3 separate regions of the Homo sapiens genome follow, and regions 2 and 3 are each linked to region 1. A link is an interaction called in ENCODE POLR2A ChIA-PET data of the cell type or tissue named here. Cell type or tissue: PC-9. All regions are shown on one strand. Each heading gives the region's core, and the rest is flanking DNA. Links, peaks and the distances in the headings are about the cores only. Region 1 overlaps UBE2H-DT (UBE2H divergent transcript). Region 2 overlaps UBE2H (ubiquitin conjugating enzyme E2 H). Region 3 overlaps UBE2H (ubiquitin conjugating enzyme E2 H).

Region 1 (5,684 bases), core at 1,521-4,020:
TTCAGCTGACAGCTCTGTATTGTCAAGCAGGGGAAGGGGTGAAGGATAATTTTACCAAACTGTAGGATGATTGGCTTGATTCCTATCACATTCTGTTTGGCTAAAAATGAAGCTGTTCTAGGCCAGGCACGGTGGCTCACGCCTATAATCCCAGCACTTTGTGAGGCCAAGGCAGGTGGATCACGAGGTCAGGAGTTCGAGACCAGCCTGGCCAACATGGTGAAACCCTGTCTCTACTAAAAATACAAAAATTAACTGGGCGTGGTGGCGTATGCCTGTAGTCCCAGCTACTTGGGAGGCTGAGGCAGGAGAATCACTTGAACTCGGGAGGCAGAGGTTGCAGCAAGCCAAGATCGCGCTATTGCACTCCAGCCTGGTGACAGAGTGAGACTCTGTCTCAAAAAAAAAAAAATGATGCTGTTCCAGGCCGGGCACGTTGGCTCACACCTGTAATCCCAGCACTTTGGGAGGCCAAGGCGGACGGATCACCTGACGTCAGGAGTTTGAGACCAGCCTGAGCAACTTGGAAAAACCCCGTCTCTACTAAAAATACAAAATTAGCAATTAGCTGGATGTGGTAGTACATGCCTGTAATCTCAACTACTCAGGACGCTAAGGCAGGAGAATCGCTTGAACCCATGAGGCGGAGGTTGCAGTGAGCTGAGATTGCACCATTGCACTCCAGCCTGGGCAGTAAGAGTGAAAATCTGTCTCAAAAAAATAAAGAAATAAATGAAGCTGTTCCAAACCTGGACAGTGGTTGGGCCAGTGATCTAGGCCGTCTACATAGTTTCAAGCCCAGCGCAAACTTGGAAGGCCTCTAGGCCTTGCAGACAGTTGCATCTTTTTCTATCTTTTTTTTTTTTTTTTTTTAAAGACAAAGTCATTCTCCTGCCTCAGCCTCCCGAGTAGCTGGGACTACAGGCGTCTGCCACCATGCCCAGCTAATTTTTGTGTTGTTAGTAGAGATGGGGTTTTACCATGTTGGCCAGGCTGGTCTCAAACTCCCGACCTCAAGTGATCCACCTGCCTCGGCCTCCCAAAGTGCTGGGATTACAGGTGTGAACCACCACACCCGGCCAAGATAGTTGCATCATTTTGTCATGAGGAGAGAACACAAGAAATCTTTCAATTCACATGCTTTTTTAAAACCGGTGCTTACAGAAGTTGCAGTCACAATACATCTGGCTGCTCAGAACATCAAATTTAGAATCTAAACAGTTTTTCCCTAAGTCAATGTTCTGGACCCAGTTTATAAACCTCCTTAGATTTGCTAAGCCCCACTCCTTCCCAGGCCTTGATCCTGCCTCAGTCTCTCAGTCTTGCAGTGCTTCCCGCGTAGTGAGGGCAGTGCCGGCTGCATCCTTCTGTGGCTCTCCAGGCACAGCTGTCACTGCCATGGCTTCTTTCCTCACACAGCCACTGCCTCAACCTCCCCTAGGAGTGAGGGCCAAGGTGCAGCAGCTCCAGCACCAAACTGGACTCCAGGACCTTCTGGCTCCCCAGTAGCTGCTGAGAGGGGCCCAGTAACACAACCTGCACATGAAGGGGAGTTAACACCGTGGGGTGGACTTTTATGGAAAAGAGAGAGGAGGCCGGAAGGAGCCCGCAGTGGCTCATTCTGCTGCTGCTTTGTCCCCATGTGATTCTTCTAACGCTTGGAGGCCCCCGAATGAATGAAAACACAACGACCTGTCATCCATAATGAGAACACGTTCCTTCCTCAGCTGCCTAGCTTCCCCTCTTCCTCACTCTTGCTGCCCTGGGCTTGCAGCCCACCCCAGTGAAACATTAACCCTTGGGCTTTGCCTCTAGCTCTGTTTTCTAGGAAGCCACGTTAGGACAGGCAAATTATGCATTTACTTGAGGGTAGGAGCTTTACAAACCCTCCTGCTTTTCTACCTTGCACTCTTAAGTAGAAACTTCTCTCCTCTCTGGGAGGGAATGGTACTAGAAAGATAACTCTAACCCTTCTCCCAACCTCCAGTACTCCATGGGGTGACCATCAGCCCTTGGCAGGAAAACAGGGGGTGACTGTCCTGCACGTAGCCAGTAGTGTTGTCTAAGACTGGAGTCGGGGGAGAGTAAGTTGAATTCTGTGAGGAAAAGATAGAAAGCCCATTTTGATGTAGATACCAACCAATTTTTTTTTTTTCCAGATGGAGTCTTGCTCTTGGAGTGCGGTGGCGCGATCTCGGCTCACTGCAACCTCTGCCTCCCGGGTTCAAGTCATTCTCCTGCCTAGACTCTCGAGTAGTTGGGATTACAGGGGCGCGCCACTACGCCCAGCTAATTTTTGTATTTTTAGTAGAGACGGGGTTTCTCCATGTTGGTCAGGCTGGTCTTGAACTCCTGACCTCAGGTGATCTGCCCGCCTTGGCCTCCCAAAGTGCTGGGGTTACAGATGTGAGCCACCGTGCTCCGCCATTACCTGTATCTTCTTGCCTCAGAAGGAACGTTTGTGCAGACACTGCCTTTCCTGAAGTCAGTGTTTGACTTTCTGGTCCCCTGAGGCTATTTTCCTTCTCTCCCCACCCCCATCCCTAAACAGATATTCCTTGTTTTCTTGCAGAAGGCCCCACCCAGGCCTCACCTTCCCCTCCTCCACTCCATGGTGGCTTTTAGTGCTTGTGTGATTCACACGTGTCCATGTGCCTTTGCTTGCGGCTCTGTTCACCTTCCTGATGCCTGAATTTCAAGCTCCTGAAAAGGAAACTTTCTGGTATTCACTGGCATTGAATAAAGACAGGAAATAAGTGTCTCAGCACAGAAGAATTTCAGTGTATGCTACATTATCTAAGCTACCTCCTTGCCTGGGATTTTCAAGCAGTGCACAAAGAAGGGGTAAACCTCCCACATTCTTTATCTGAGACCTTCTGAAACACACTCAGGGTCTCAGAACCACTGGCCTGGCCTCTTGGTTACTCACAAGGCTGGTCCCAGCCACCAGCGATGACCAGTTAGCTTCCCTGCTTCCATCCAGCCAAGACCTAGCCAGGACTTGTCTGTCATGCCTGGTATTTTCTCTTGTTAAACTCCTGACTTCTGGGTTACCCTCAATTCCTTTTTTTTTTTTTTTTTTGAGACGGAGTCTCACTCTGCTGCCCAGGCTGGAGTGGAGTGCAGTGCCGAGATCTCGGCTCACTGCAAGCTCCACCTCCCGGATTCACACCAATCTCCTGCCTCAGCCTCCCCAGTAGCTGGGACTACAGGCACCTGCCACCATGCCTAGCTAATTTTTGTATTTTTAGTAGAGATGGGGTTTCACTGTATTAGCCAGGATGGTCTTGATCTCCTGACCTCATGATCTACCCGCCTCGGCCTCTCAAAGTGCTGGGATTACAGGTGTGAGCCACCGTGCCCGGCCAGGGTTACCCTCAATTCTCAAATCTCTCTCCCCAACCCTGAAGGGGAGGAAAAGGGGTGCAGTAGCTTTTGGAAATGCTTGTCTTTAGGGTAGGGAAGGTGTGAGACAGTCCCTGGAGTCTGCTCTGCAGTGAGTTCCCAGTCTCAGTTTCCCTCCCACACTGGCAACTGGGCTCAGAGCTGCGGGCTTCCTCCAGAGGCCAGTGGAATGGAAGGCTTCCTGCCCGGATACTGTGGAGTGTGAAGTTCACCTGCATGTGGGCCACTCCCTCGGAGGGCAGCCAAGGCTGGGGAGGTGGCCTGGTTTGGGAGGAAACTCTCAGAGAGGTGCCAGGATGCTTCTCCACACTTATAAATCCAACTGCTCACCCCTACCTTACAAGCTATTAGTTCCTCAAAAGGAAACAGAATAAGATTGGCAGGAAAACTGAGGGAACATTTAGAATTCAAATAGAATAACCACAGTGGCTTGTAGACCTGAAATTATTTTTCACTTTTAATATCCTTCCTGATTTAATTTTTTTTTAAACGAAGTGTCACTCTGTCGCCCAGGCTGGAGTGCAGTGGCGCTATTTCAGCTCACTGCAACCTCCGCCTCCTGAGTTCAAGCGATTCTCCTACCTCAGCCTCCCGAGCAGCTGAGATTACAGGTGCCCGCCAGCACACCCAGTTAATTTTTGTATTTTTGGTAGAGACAGGGTTTCACCATGTTGGTCAGGCTGGTCCTGAACTGCTGATCTCAGGTGATCCGCCCAAAGTGCTGGGATTACAGGCATGAGCCACCGCGCCCAGCCTCCTTTCTGATTTGAAAAGTAATATGTTCCAGCCGGGCATGGTGGCTCATGCCTGTAATCCCAGCACTTTGGGAGGCCGAGGCAGGCAGATCACCTGAGGTCAGGAGTTCGAGACCAGCCCGACCAACATGGAGAAACCCTATCTCTACTAAAAATACAAAAAATTAGCCGGGCATGGTGGGGCATGCCTGTAATCCCAGCTACTCGGGAAGCTGAGGCAGGAGAATCACTTGAACCCAGGAGGTGGAGGTTGTGGTGAGCCGAGATCATGCCATTGCACTCCAGCCTGGGCAACAGGAGCGAAACTCTGTCTTAAAAAAAAGAAAAAAGAAAAGTAATATGTTCCTGGCTGGGCATGGTGGCTCACGTCTGTAATCCCAGCACTTTGGGAGGCCAAGGTGGGCAGATCACTTGAGGTCAGGAGTTCAAGACCAGCCTGGCCAACATGGTGAAACCCCGTCTCTACTAAAATACAAAAATTAGCTGGGCGTGGTGGTACACTCCTGTAATCCCAGCTACTTGGGAGGCTGAGGCAGGAGAGTTGCTTGAACCTGGGAGGCGGAGGTTGCAGTGACCCAAGATCATGCCACTGCACTCCAGCCTAGGCAACAGAGCAAGACTCCATCTCAAAAAAAAAAAAAAAAAAGAATATGTTCTTAGTGGGGAAAACCTGGAACATGTAAAGAAAATAATGGTCTTGAGGCCAGGCGCGGTGGCTCATGCCTGTAATCCCAGCACTTTGGGAGGCCGAGGCGGGTGGATCACGAGGTCAGGAGATCAAGACCATCCTGGCTAACACGGTGAAACCCCGTCTACTAAAAATACAAAAAATTATCCAGGCGTGGTGGCAGGCGCCTGTAGTCCCAGCTACTCGGGAGGCTGAGGCAGGAGAATGGCGTGAACCCGGGAGGCGGAGATTGCAGTGAGCCGAGATCACGCCACTGCACTCCAGCCTGGATGACAGAGCGAGACTCCTTCTCAAAAAAAAAAAAAAAAAGAAAGAAAATAACGGTCTTGGAGCTTAGTCAGTTAAGAAAAAAAAAGGAAAAAGAAAATAACAGCTATCTGTAATCCCACCTCCCAATTAGCTGGATGTGGTGGCGCAAGTCTGTGGTCCCAGCTACTAGGAGGCTGAGGCAGGATGATGACTTGAGTCTAGGACATTGAGGCTGCAGTGACCTATGATTGTACCTCATGACACTCCAGCCTAGAAGAGCAAGATCCTGTTTCTTAAAAATGAAAGAAAAAAAGGCTGGGCATGGTGGCTCACACCTGTAATCCCAGCACTTTGGGAGGCCGAGGTGGCAGATCACAAGGTCAGGAGTTCGAGACCAGCCTGGCCAACATGATAAAACCCTGCCTCCACTAAAAATACAAAAATTAGCCAGGTGTGTTGGCACATGCCTGTAATCCCAGGTACCCGGGAGGCTGAGGCACGAGGATCATTTGAATCTGGGTGGTGGAGGTTGCAGTGAGCCAAGATTGCACCACTGCACTCCAGTCTGGGCAACAGAGCGAGACTCC
Region 2 (5,684 bases), core at 1,757-4,256, 100 kb before region 1:
AAGTCCTACATTAGAAGGTCACCAGCATTATGGAGAAAAACACAGCAAAGGAGGAAAACAGAAATGGAAAGGTTGGGGCGGGGTGGCAATTTTAAATGAGATGGTCAGGAAGGGACTTCCTGAGAAAGTGACTTGCTTTGAAGGAGGTGAAAGAGGAGCCACCTGGTACCAAGAGGAGAGGAGAAGGTCACTATAGAGGGAACAGCCAAGTGCAAAGCACATTAGGAGCTTGCCTGATGCTCTGAAGTTTTTTCCTGAAACTGAAGGGATTTGAAAAAGGGGCAGAAAATGAGAAGTGATGTCACAGAGGTGATCAGCATTTGGGGCCCTTTTAAGGACACTGGCTTTTATTCAAGGGAGATGGGGGGGCCACTGAGACTAGTGCCTGAACAGTGACATATTCACATACTTGGCTTAACAAATGGCTTGTGTCCTAAAATAGGCTAGTTGGGGAACAGCTCAATCAGCTCACAGCACCTGAGTGCTGGGGAATGGCAGATCTCAAGCAAAACAAAATGGGAATCCTACAGGGCATTATGCTTCAACGATCTGAGGCCACGGGGCATTTAAAGGTGTTAAGTCAAGCAAATAACTATGGTAAGCTTTAAATGTTTATCAAAACGTCTCTGAAAGACTAAGGTGCCTCCCTCATTGGACATGACCTGGAGAGCACACTTGGAATTAACAGTGTCTATACAGTTTTCAATTAAATCTAGATTTGGCTTAGTTGAGTACAGGAATAAATAACAGAACCAAAAAGGACTTGGTAAACATACGCTTTAGTAATAAATGGTTTGGAGCTCAGTCTCCAGTGCCCCTGCTAAGTACAGAACACCATCTGAGCACTAGTACAGAGGGCAGAATCACACCACAAAGCAAAGTACTAAACAGGGACATGGGTTCTAGCCTCAACTAATCAACTGCAGGCCCTGGGCAAGTCACTTCACCTTGTGGGGTCTGTTTCTTTACCTACGAAGACAAATAGTTGAACTATATGATCTCCCAAATCTCCACTCTTACTCTATTTCTGAAGGCCCTATCAGCTCTAAAAATCTAGCATTTAATAACAATGGCAAGCACTCTGAGAACAGAGGAATTATGGGGAAATATCCAAGAGTTAAGTCCTTAAAGGAAATTAATTCTGTAAGGCAGCATTTTTAGGTACAGAAATTTTCTAGAGAATACAAAACCACCAACATGATAAAATACCATAAAGAGCCACAAAACAAACCCTCTGACTCTTCTAAAGTAGGCAGAAACAGTTTATAACCTTGCCTTTGAGGGATGAACACAACCAGACCAACTCTATCAAGAAACTTTCTACTTTCTAAACTAAAATGATCTCTTCCAATACTAGGTGTTTTTTTTTTTTTTTGAGATAAGGTCACTTCGTCACCCAGGCAGGAGTGTGGTGGTGCAGCACCTTGCTCACTGCAACCTCCGCCTCCTGGGTTCAAGAGATTCTCCTGCCTCAGCCTCCCAAGTAGCTGGGATTACCACAACCAGCTAATTTTTGTATTTTTTCGTAGAGATAGGGTTTCACCATGTTGGCCAGGCTGGTCTTGAACTCCTGACCTCAAGTGATCCACCCACCTCAGCCTCCAAAAGTGTGGGGAATTACAGGCGTGAGCCACTGCACCTGGCCCTCAGGCTTAATTGTTAGAAAAATATCCAAAGCAAATACATGGAAAAAAGCATATCTCCTTGACATTTGTTCTTAGACAAGCTGTGGGCAGTGTTTCTGGCAAAGCCATTTACATTCTGGATAATGATGCCAACAATGGAACTCCTGGACAAGGAGGGGGGAGACAGAGAAAGAACGGGCCAGAAATTCGGAAAAGGAATGTTCTCAGGACTGTGTTGAGTTGGCCCTGGCATGTTCTCCTTCCTTTTGGCAATGCTATCATCACATTAATGAATATGTCTGCAACAAGGGAATTTTCCCAACACTTGTTTCCATTAGACCAGGAACTATTTTCAAGATATTTTAAGAGAACATATTTTGAAAACTGCTTTTATGGCAACATAAGTAGAAGTAGCAGGTTATTTTTAATCTTCATGATTTAAGATTTTATTCACTACCAGGCATTTTCTTTTTCTTTTCTTTCTTTTTTTTTTTTTTTGAGACAGAATCTCACTCTATCACTCAGGCTGGAGTGCAGTGGCGATCTCGGCTCACTGCAGCCTCCACCTCACGGGTTCAAGCTATTCTCCTGCCTCAGCCTCTCAAGTAGCTGGGACTACAGGTGCCCACCACCACACCCAGCTAATTTTTTTGTATTTTTAGTAGAGATGGGGTTTCACCATGTTAGCCAGGATCGTCTTGATCTCCTGACCTCGTGATCCACCCACCTCAGCCTACCAAAGTGCTGGGATTACAGGAGTGAGCCACCGTGCCCGGCCACTACCAGACATTTTCTAACAACATATTTCAGTGATTTGACCAGATTAAAATCAGAACTCCTTAAGTTTTTTGGACAGTTATTCTCTGGCGTAGTTCTAGCACTCGTTAAAGGGGATGGGGAGGATCGTACAACAGGAATAAATGTCCAGCTAAAATGCTTACCCTTCTCTGTCCTGCGTCTTTTAGCAGAAGGGAATTAGGTAATTTATAATTCTGGAGAAGGAATCCAAATCACACTTAATGTAAAACTATTATTATATATCTTAAAAAATAAAAAGTACAGATTACAACAGAAAAATATGCCTTGCTTTTGCTTGTTCCACTCCAATACTCAACTGCTCTAGAATAACAAATCTCATGACCCATAGGCTAATAGGCAGTGAAAATAAATAACATTGTGCTAAGTCATGCTGAAAAACTGGTTTTTATTTCAGCCTCTGTGTCCAGTCCCAGGAAGGGGTCTATACAGAGTTGCACACACTTCTGAGTAACTTCTGACATTGGGGTCAATATGTAAATAAATGAGGCCAAGCTTCACCTATTTTTCCATCTTTGTTCCCTTTATTTGAGAGGATATTAATGATCAAATTTGTGGGTAGATGAAATACTTTGGGCCAATCACCAGAAATTTCACCTGTCAGAATTATCTTGACAAAAGGAGAGGTTAGACAAACGACTTGTGAATCAAGGTAAATCCACCCTACGGTAAACGGGTGAAGATCACCAAAGGCCAAAACAGCAGCTACATCCCAGGGATAAAATAAGCCTAGGCTAAGGTGGTTCAGACAGCTGTGGCTGATGCAATTGCATTATAAGCTTATGAATTCCTGTGAGAAAACAGTTAAGTGAATACATTAAGTCATTCTGATCGTCTATCTTCAGAACAACTGCCCACATAAAGTAGACTGTTCACAACCAAACTGATTAATTCTATTTTTTCAGTAGGTATAATTGTTTAAAATATTCTTATTAAAGACTGAATCTCATCTTCCCTTGCAGTATCTCAGACTATAAATTATTTAAGGGTAATAACTTGGATCTCTGTTCCTAGCACACAGGGTGACCAGAGTAGGGGTGTTCCAATTGAGTAAGGGTGGGGGGGTGCTGCCAGCTCCACTAGTGACAGACATTGGCCAGCTATGTGCAGGAGTCCACAATCTGATAGATTTTCATCTAACCTCAGACAGCCAGGCCCCACCTGAGGCAGCCTGTGCCCGGGTAGAAATCTCTTCAGAAATCTGAGCCTTTCCTACTCAGGAGAGATGGACCTGGGCCTGTCTCTTCTTGGGTGAGGAACCAGGCAAGGAGCTCACTCTCAATGCCCTGTGTCATGGGAACTTCTGAACTGATCCTGTGTGTGTTCAGGAGATCTAAACTCAACAAGGGGTCCTCTTTTCTGTTTCTTCCTTTCTCTCTGGTAATATAGAGTCTGAGGAATGGGCTAGATGGATAAGAAAAGGTCATTTATAACTAAGAAAAGGTGAAGTGTTATCCTTCAATAGCATAACCCTTCTACCAACCTAGTGGATTATCAAAACCTCTGGCCTACTTTCCTTTGGTTTCATTTTTGGGAGACTAACTTCTGTTTTGTTTTCATAGTTTATCTTTCGATCGCTGGGTCGTTCATATAACCACACTGTTGGGTTCAGGCAGTACTTATTTTCATGGTCAGAGACAATACAGTACAGAATACATTGGACTTGAACTCACAAGACCCAACTACAATTCTCTACCACTCTTAGAGTTGTAGTTAAAAGATCAGGCTCCAAAAGATAAATGTTTGAGGTGACAGATATCCCAATTACCCTGTTTTGATCATTACGTATTGCATATATGTACCAAAATAGCACATGTACCCCAAAAATGTGTGTAACTGATGTAACAATACATTTTTTAAAAAGGACCAGGCTCCAGTCAGAATGCCTAAATGCCACTGTGTGAGCCTCTGGGGCAATCTACTTCATCTCTTTGCCTTTCTGTTCCCTTATTCCTAAAACTAGGTTAAATAATGGTATCTACACATCATTAATCGTGAAGATTAAATGAGTTAATATATGTAAAGCATTTGAACAGTAACTGGCATACAGTAAGCATGCAGTAATGTTAGAATTAGCTTAATAAGTTAAATGAACAAGTAATTTCATCTTACTGTCTTCATCCTAAAACTGATTAATATTTACCCTATGTGTCCATCTCTTAATGCTCTTACAAGTGTGAAGAACATGAGAGGATATTATGATTTACATATGTTTCCCATAACTCTGTCACACTAGAAATGGAAAATACAATTATAATTTTTATTTTTAATATTTATTATTTGTGTGACACAGCCCCAGGAGGTCCTGAGAACATGTGCCCCATATTTATTATTAAGAAGACCATCCTACACATGCACACGTATGTTTATTGCGGCACTATTCACAATAGCAAAGACTTGGAACCAACCCAAATGTCCAACAATGATAGACTGGATTAAGAAAATGTGGCACATATACACCATGGAATACTATGCAGCCATAAAAAATGATGAGTTCATATCCTTTGTAGGGACATGGATGAAATTGGAAACCATCATTCTCAGTAAACTATCGCAAGAACAAAAAACCAAACACCGCATATTCTCACTCATAGGTGGGAATTGAACAATGAGATCACATGGACACAGGAAGGGGAATATCACACTCTGGGGACTGTGGTGGGGTCGGGGGAGGGGGGAGGGATAGCATTGGGAGATATACCTAATGCTAGATGACACATTAGTGGGTGCAGCGCACCAGCATGGCACATGTATACATATGTAACTAACCTGCACAATGTGCACATGTACCCTAAAACTTAGAGTATAATAAAAAAAAAAAAAAAAAAGAAAACCAAAAAAAAAAAAAAAAAAGAAGACCATCCTTTCTTGATGTGCAAGCAAAAATTAGATTAAAAAAAAAAAACATCCTGACTGCATTTGGTATAGTTAAAAAACAAGCACACACACACTAAACTGGAAGCCAGAAGATGGACTCTGCAACTAGTGCGTAGTCATACATCTCAGCCTCATTTTTTTCCATCCTTAAAATCAGGCAAATTGGATGTCATAATCTCTAAACTTCCACTAACAACACAGTTTTCACCAACACCAGGAATATAAGCAAATCTCAAACTGTGAACAGGTTTCTAAAAAGAACTAAGACATTGCTTTTGTTGTTTTCAAAAGAATTTCAGTTTAAAGAAAAAGGAAGCCAAAAATACTTGTTTTCATTATGACACCAAATCCTAAAGGGAAAGAAAT
Region 3 (5,684 bases), core at 942-3,441, 120 kb before region 1:
GAAAGAGATTTTATACCCTTTCCTACTACTTTTAAGTTTCCTCAAGCTACCAATAAAAGGCTTTGCCTATGAATTTGTTCCAAACAAATAAAAGAACCCTTAATTATTGGTTCTTCCTTCCTGTATCTACCGTCTTCCTGCATTAACACATTTTTGATCCATTTTACAGAAGTGCTGAGTCACACCTGTAAAACAGAAGAGCAGAAAAGGAAACACATGAGGCCCAGTTTTGGGTGAAGATGACAACTTCGGGAGGCCAGGATGTGATGGCTCTGCCATCTTAAAGCAATAAGGCCTTCCTGCAAGTGGCTAACACAGTGATTACTCCTAAGGGTGCTTCTGAAAGGAGCATCTCTCAAATGTGCAGATGTGCAGAAAGTCTTCTTTCAAGATAAATACACTGGCAGAGAAGACTAAAACTATAAATCAAGAATAAAATAAAGATACTCATCTGTAGAAAAATAAAGAACACTTTTTCCCTAGATTTTTGTTAATGATAAAACGATAAAAATGTGTCGATAATAATAACGATAAAAATGTGTCAGTTCAAAGATCTTTATCTAAAAACATTAACCTTCAATTTTTTTAAAGGAAGAGAGCCAGATACAGTTGACCTAAACCTGTAGAGTACAGTCAGCCGACCCCATTTCCGCCTGTCTTAACTTTTAAAGGAAGTCCCAAGATTCCTGAGTATATGGTTTATGATGAGCAAACAGCTCTTACTTTTGCCTTAGACTCAATTAGAACCAAAATGTGGTTCATTAGCACTGACTCTTCAGTCTGATCTTACATTAATGTTAAAATTATAACACTCATATCTCAGTTTAGGCATATAATTTATATTCATATTTACTATTTAAAAACAGGCTGGGCACAGTGGCTCATGCCTGTAATCCTAGCACTTTGGGAGGCCGAGGCAGGTGGACTGCCTGAGGTCAGGAGTTTCACACCAGCCTGGCCAACGTGGCAAAACCCTGTCTCTACTAAAAATACAAAAAATTAGCCAGGCGTGGTGGTGGGCACCTGTAATCCCAGCTACTTGGGAGGCTGAGGCAGGAGAATTGCTTGAACCTGGGAGGCAGAGGTTGTAGTGAGCTGAGATTGTACCACTGCACTCCAGCCTGGGCAATGGAGTGAGACTCCCAAATCATAAACAACTTATCATCAAAAGTAGCATCACTTAGTCTAGAGCAGTGGTTCTGGGCTAAGTCTAGGTCCTGCTTGTCCATCACAATTACCTGTGGAGTTTTTCCAAAAACTTGCTTAGCATCCTAAGGTTGCAGCTTCATACCTACCCCAGGGCTTCTGGTTTAGGACTGGATGGGATCTGTATGTGTGTGATACAGACATCTGTGTGCAAAATGCACAGGAAATACTACCTGGCCCATGATCCCCTATCCCCAAAGAATAGACGGGAAGGAAAGGGCCATTTGCTCGTAGGTTCTTTTTTGCAAGAAAATGTTCACCTCTAACAGCTCGACTCTGGTTTAGTGACATTCCCTGACCCTTCCCACTTTCTTTTCTGCACACTGCTGTTACCACTGTTATCTCTAGGCAGAGGTGTGCCAAACCACAGGCAGTCAAAAGCAGATCTGTTCTGGAGGGGAACTAAAGGGCCACTTTGGAGGAGAATGGGTATTAGAGGATGGTTAGAATCATCACCTAACACAATGTGGACATCTGGCAGAGAAAATTCCATTAGGCTGAACTGTCTCCAGCAAACAGAAAGCTGGCTCCTCAGTGGTGAACAACAGATGAAAAATCTAAAAGACCACAAGTCTAATCTCAGGCTTTCCACTGCCTTGCTCTTTGACCTTGGGCAGGTCTCTTCCTTTCTACATCTCAATTTCTTCACTGCAAAAGGAGAAGTATAACATTGCTATTCCTTACAGGGAAGTAACACACATTACTAAAAGTGACTATAAGATATACTTCAAATTGCACCAGAGAACTAAACTATTAATACAAATATGACATCCTCAAAGGGTAGACATTTCAGCTACCTGTATCCCTTAAAGAATATGTATTAATTAAAAAGAGTTACACTGAAAAAAATGTACCAATTCTTAAAGTAAAATTGCCCTATTCCAGGTGACTCACAATGAAATGGTGCAGGGCTTGAAGGAGAAAACACAAGAGGGGATGAATCACACATCTCATGTTTTATTCTTGGCTATTTATGAACCAGTGACCACAAGTTATTTCTTTTTCCTCTATTTCCTTTGAAATAAATGGAAAATTTCAAGCTGGGCAAGGTGGTTCATGTCTGTAATCCTAGCACTTTGGGAGGCCAAGGCAGGAAGACGGCCTGAGCCCAGGAGTTCAATAACAGCCTGGGCAACATAGGGAGATCCGGTCTCTACAAAATAATAATAATAATAATAATAATAATAATAATAATAATAATTGGGCATGGTGGCATGTGCCTGTGGTTCCAACTACTCAGGAGAGTAGGTGCTCAGTAGTTGCCGAGGTGAGAGGATTGCTCAAGTCAGGGGCAGGTGGATGGGTCGAGGCTGCAGTATGTTGTGATGCCACTGCATACCAGCCTGGGTGACAAAGCAAGACCCTCTCTCTACCACCCCCCACTCAAAAAAAAAATGTAATATACACTGCTTTCTGCAGGTTAAAATCCTGTGGATACCCAAACCTTGACATGCTCTGCCTCACTGGGAACCACAATTAGCACACAGGCAGTCATTTTGGAGACTTTTACCTAAATATTCTTCATTTGTTTTTCGGACTTAATACTGAAAAATACATGCTGTAACTCAGAAACCACCACCAAGTGGTGCCAAGTGCCAAGAACCATCAAAGCCATTCTTCCGTTCTCAATCCCACTTACCCCATCCCCTTTCTCCTTCTACTACCTGTCCCCCAGAAGCCCAACATCCTGTTAAAAACAAATAACAAAAAACTTATCGGGAAAGACATCAGCATCCTGCACAGCGGCTCAAATTCTGTGGCATTTGCATTTTAAGAATTAGCTTTGTACACTGTTACCCCGGGAAGCCGTCATCCTATAATTATTATTATTATTATTATTATTATTTTTTGAGACGGAGTCTCGCTCTATCTCCCCAGGCTGGAGTCTCGCTCTATCTCCCCAGGCTGGAGTGTAGTGGCACAATCTCAGCTCACTGGAACCTCTGCCTTTTGGGTTCAAGCAATTCTCCTGCTTCAAGCTCTAGAGTAGCTGGATTACAGGTGCACGCCCAGCTAATTTTTTGTATTTTTAGTAGAGACAGCGTTTTGCCATGTTGGCCAGGCTGGTCTCGAACTCCTGATCTCAGGGTGATCCATCCACCTCAGACTCCCAAAGTGCTGGGATTACAGGCATGAGCCACCGCGCCTGGCCATCCTACAATTTTAAAGGAATAAGTCTACTGGGTGTGGTGGCTTGTACCTGTAATCCCAGTTACTCAGGAGGCTAAGGAGGGAGGATCACTAGAGCCCAGGAGTTTGAAGTTACAGTGAGCTATGATCACAACTACTACACTCCAGCCTGGATGACACAGTGAGACCCAGTCTCTCTTTTTTTTTTTCCAGAGACAAGTTCTATGTTGCCCAAGCTAGTCCCAAACTCCAAGGCTCAAGTGATCCTCTTCGCCTTGGCCTCCCAGTGCTGGGATTACAGGCGTGAGCTACCATGCCCAGCTGAGGCCCAGTCTCTTTAAATAAAAAAGAAAGAAAGAAAAATAAGAAGTCTATGTTGGTAACTACCAAATCCATATAACTGGTCCTTCATATGTCTAGTCTTGTAGTCTTATCAAACTTTACATGTCTAAGATTATTTTCCTGAAAACCCATTCCCTTCACCTAATGAAGGGAGTAGGTTGACTCTAACGCCCTGGCTCTCAGGCTCCAAGCCTCTGGAAGGAATCTGGCTAGGTGTTCTTCCTTTCTTCCATGTACTCACTCAGTTTCCCAGAAATGTCTCTAGTTTTTCTTTTATTTCCCCTGGCATGTAACTATGTCAAAACCAATATATCATTCCAGCCCTGGATCAGGGCAGCCATCTACTAAATGGCCTTAAAGGCTCTATACTCTCGCCTTTGTAATCAGAGAAAGTTTCCTTAAAACAATCACTTAGGTCATTTCCCACAAACAATAAGTTCCTCTTGCCCTCAATCAAAATTCTGCAACCTGGAGAACTGCTTGAACTCGGGAGGTGGAGGCTGCGGTAAGCCAAGATCACGCTGCTGCACTCCAGCCTGGACGACAGAGCAAGACTCTGTCTCAAACAAAAACAAAAAACAAAAAACACATCACTATGTACCCCATGAATATGTACAATGATTATTTGCCAATCAAAATTCTGCATCCTCCAGAAGCATGCTATCCAAACTTCTTTCATCATCCCTCTCCCTCTGGAGGAGGACTCCTGGCTTTCCAAGCCGAAAATCACAGGGATAGTCACTACTGTCTAAGGTATTTATCTGTTCTGTAATTCAATAAGGAACAGGGCTGACAGGAAAGGAAAGAAAAATCCTGTTCACACCTAGAGGAAAACATGGACAAAAATCACAAGTCAATTGTTGTCTAGAACTGATGATTCCCTCTGTGACTTACATAGATCTCTTTCCCCTGAACTTTTGGTCATTATAGTTGAAACTCCTGGGAATTTCACCCAAGTTATTCACATCCTTGACTACTAGAGAAAAGCAGCTGTTGACCTTTCAAAATTCCATTGGTTGACTTTAGGAACTGTATTGAATTCGTCATGAACTGCCACGCAAGTCATGAATTTTACAATATGTGCCCAAAATAAAGCCAACCATGAAATCTCATTCATTCCACAATTATTTTTGGTGGTGGTGGTGGGTATCTACTATATGCACAAAAACCAGGTAGCTTTTTTTTTTTTTTTTGGTAAGGCCTGAAATAGGGCAAATAAATTAAGATCTCCAGATTTCTTTAGGTACTTAATAATTTGGAGTTAACAGATTTTCCTCAAGGGTGTATTAGACACTATAATTAATAGATCTTTACCTTCTACTCCTTTACCAGCTCCTACAAAGCAGCAATATTAATAATGGTTGAATTTTTAATTTTATCCTGCTTGCAGTCTGTAAACATTAAAAGACAGTGAAATTCTACAAGAAAAGAAGAGTAGTCAAAAACCTATAAAGAGTCCTACACTGCACACAACTAAGCAGTTGTTATTTTTGAAAAAAACTTGCAAACAGAGGGCCCTAAAAGATGACAGACAGCCCCTCAAGGAAAACTTCAGTAAAACCAATCGGATAGGCAGGCAGAATTCAAAGAAACAGTTTTGAGATTAAAAGTAATATTCTCTAAAATAACTAATTTGAGCCGGGCGCAGTGGCTCACGCCTGTAATCCCAGCACTTTGGGAGGCTGAGGCGGGCAGATCACTTGAAGTCAGGGGTTCAAGACCAACCTGGCCAACATGGTGAAATCCTGTCTCTACTAAATATACAAAAATTAGTCGGGTTTGGTGGTGGGCGCCGGTAATCCCAGCTACTTGGGAGGCTGAGGCAGGAGAATCGCTTGAACCCAGGAGGCAGAGGTTGCAGTGAGCCAAGATTGCACCACTGCACTCCAGCCTGAGTGACAGAGCAAGACTCCATCTCAAATAAAATAAAATAAAATAATAAAACAATTAATTTGAACTCAACTTCAGTGACAAAAAGCCCATTTCTCCACCTGTTTTGAGGGCAC

Evidence for each region. Peaks named below come from ENCODE experiments on the same cell type or tissue, not always from the same donor. Only the 100,000 strongest peaks of a DNase experiment are listed, where the experiment ranks them.
Region 2: POLR2A ChIA-PET joins it to region 1 with 16 read pairs; 3 of 35 experiments call an interaction of 5 or more read pairs at or near these places.
Region 3: POLR2A ChIA-PET joins it to region 1 with 13 read pairs; 7 of 35 experiments call an interaction of 5 or more read pairs at or near these places.

Annotation. Positions count from the first base shown.
Region 1 is chr7:129,967,394-129,973,077 of GRCh38, forward strand. All of the region lies in intron 1 of UBE2H-DT (UBE2H divergent transcript), which reads left to right. Among named protein-coding and RNA genes, the nearest start is that of UBE2H-DT, 17 kb to the left of the region's middle. RefSeq lists enhancers at 977-1,619, 1,620-2,261. In PC-9, for the core only: no CTCF peak of the experiment used is centred there; DNase peaks (open chromatin) are centred at 2,648 and 3,638; H3K4me3 peaks cover 676 bases; H3K27ac peaks cover 2,500 bases.
Region 2 is chr7:129,862,449-129,868,132 of GRCh38, forward strand. The region is part of intron 3 of UBE2H (ubiquitin conjugating enzyme E2 H); the gene reads right to left. Among named protein-coding and RNA genes, the nearest start is that of UBE2H, 88 kb to the right of the region's middle. In PC-9, for the core only: no CTCF peak of the experiment used is centred there; DNase peaks (open chromatin) are centred at 2,813 and 3,153; H3K4me3 peaks cover 441 bases; H3K27ac peaks cover 2,500 bases.
Region 3 is chr7:129,843,982-129,849,665 of GRCh38, forward strand. All of the region lies in intron 5 of UBE2H (ubiquitin conjugating enzyme E2 H), which reads right to left. Among named protein-coding and RNA genes, the nearest start is that of MIR183, 72 kb to the left of the region's middle. RefSeq lists an enhancer at 1-332. In PC-9, for the core only: no CTCF peak of the experiment used is centred there; DNase peaks (open chromatin) are centred at 1,640 and 2,170; H3K27ac peaks cover 2,500 bases.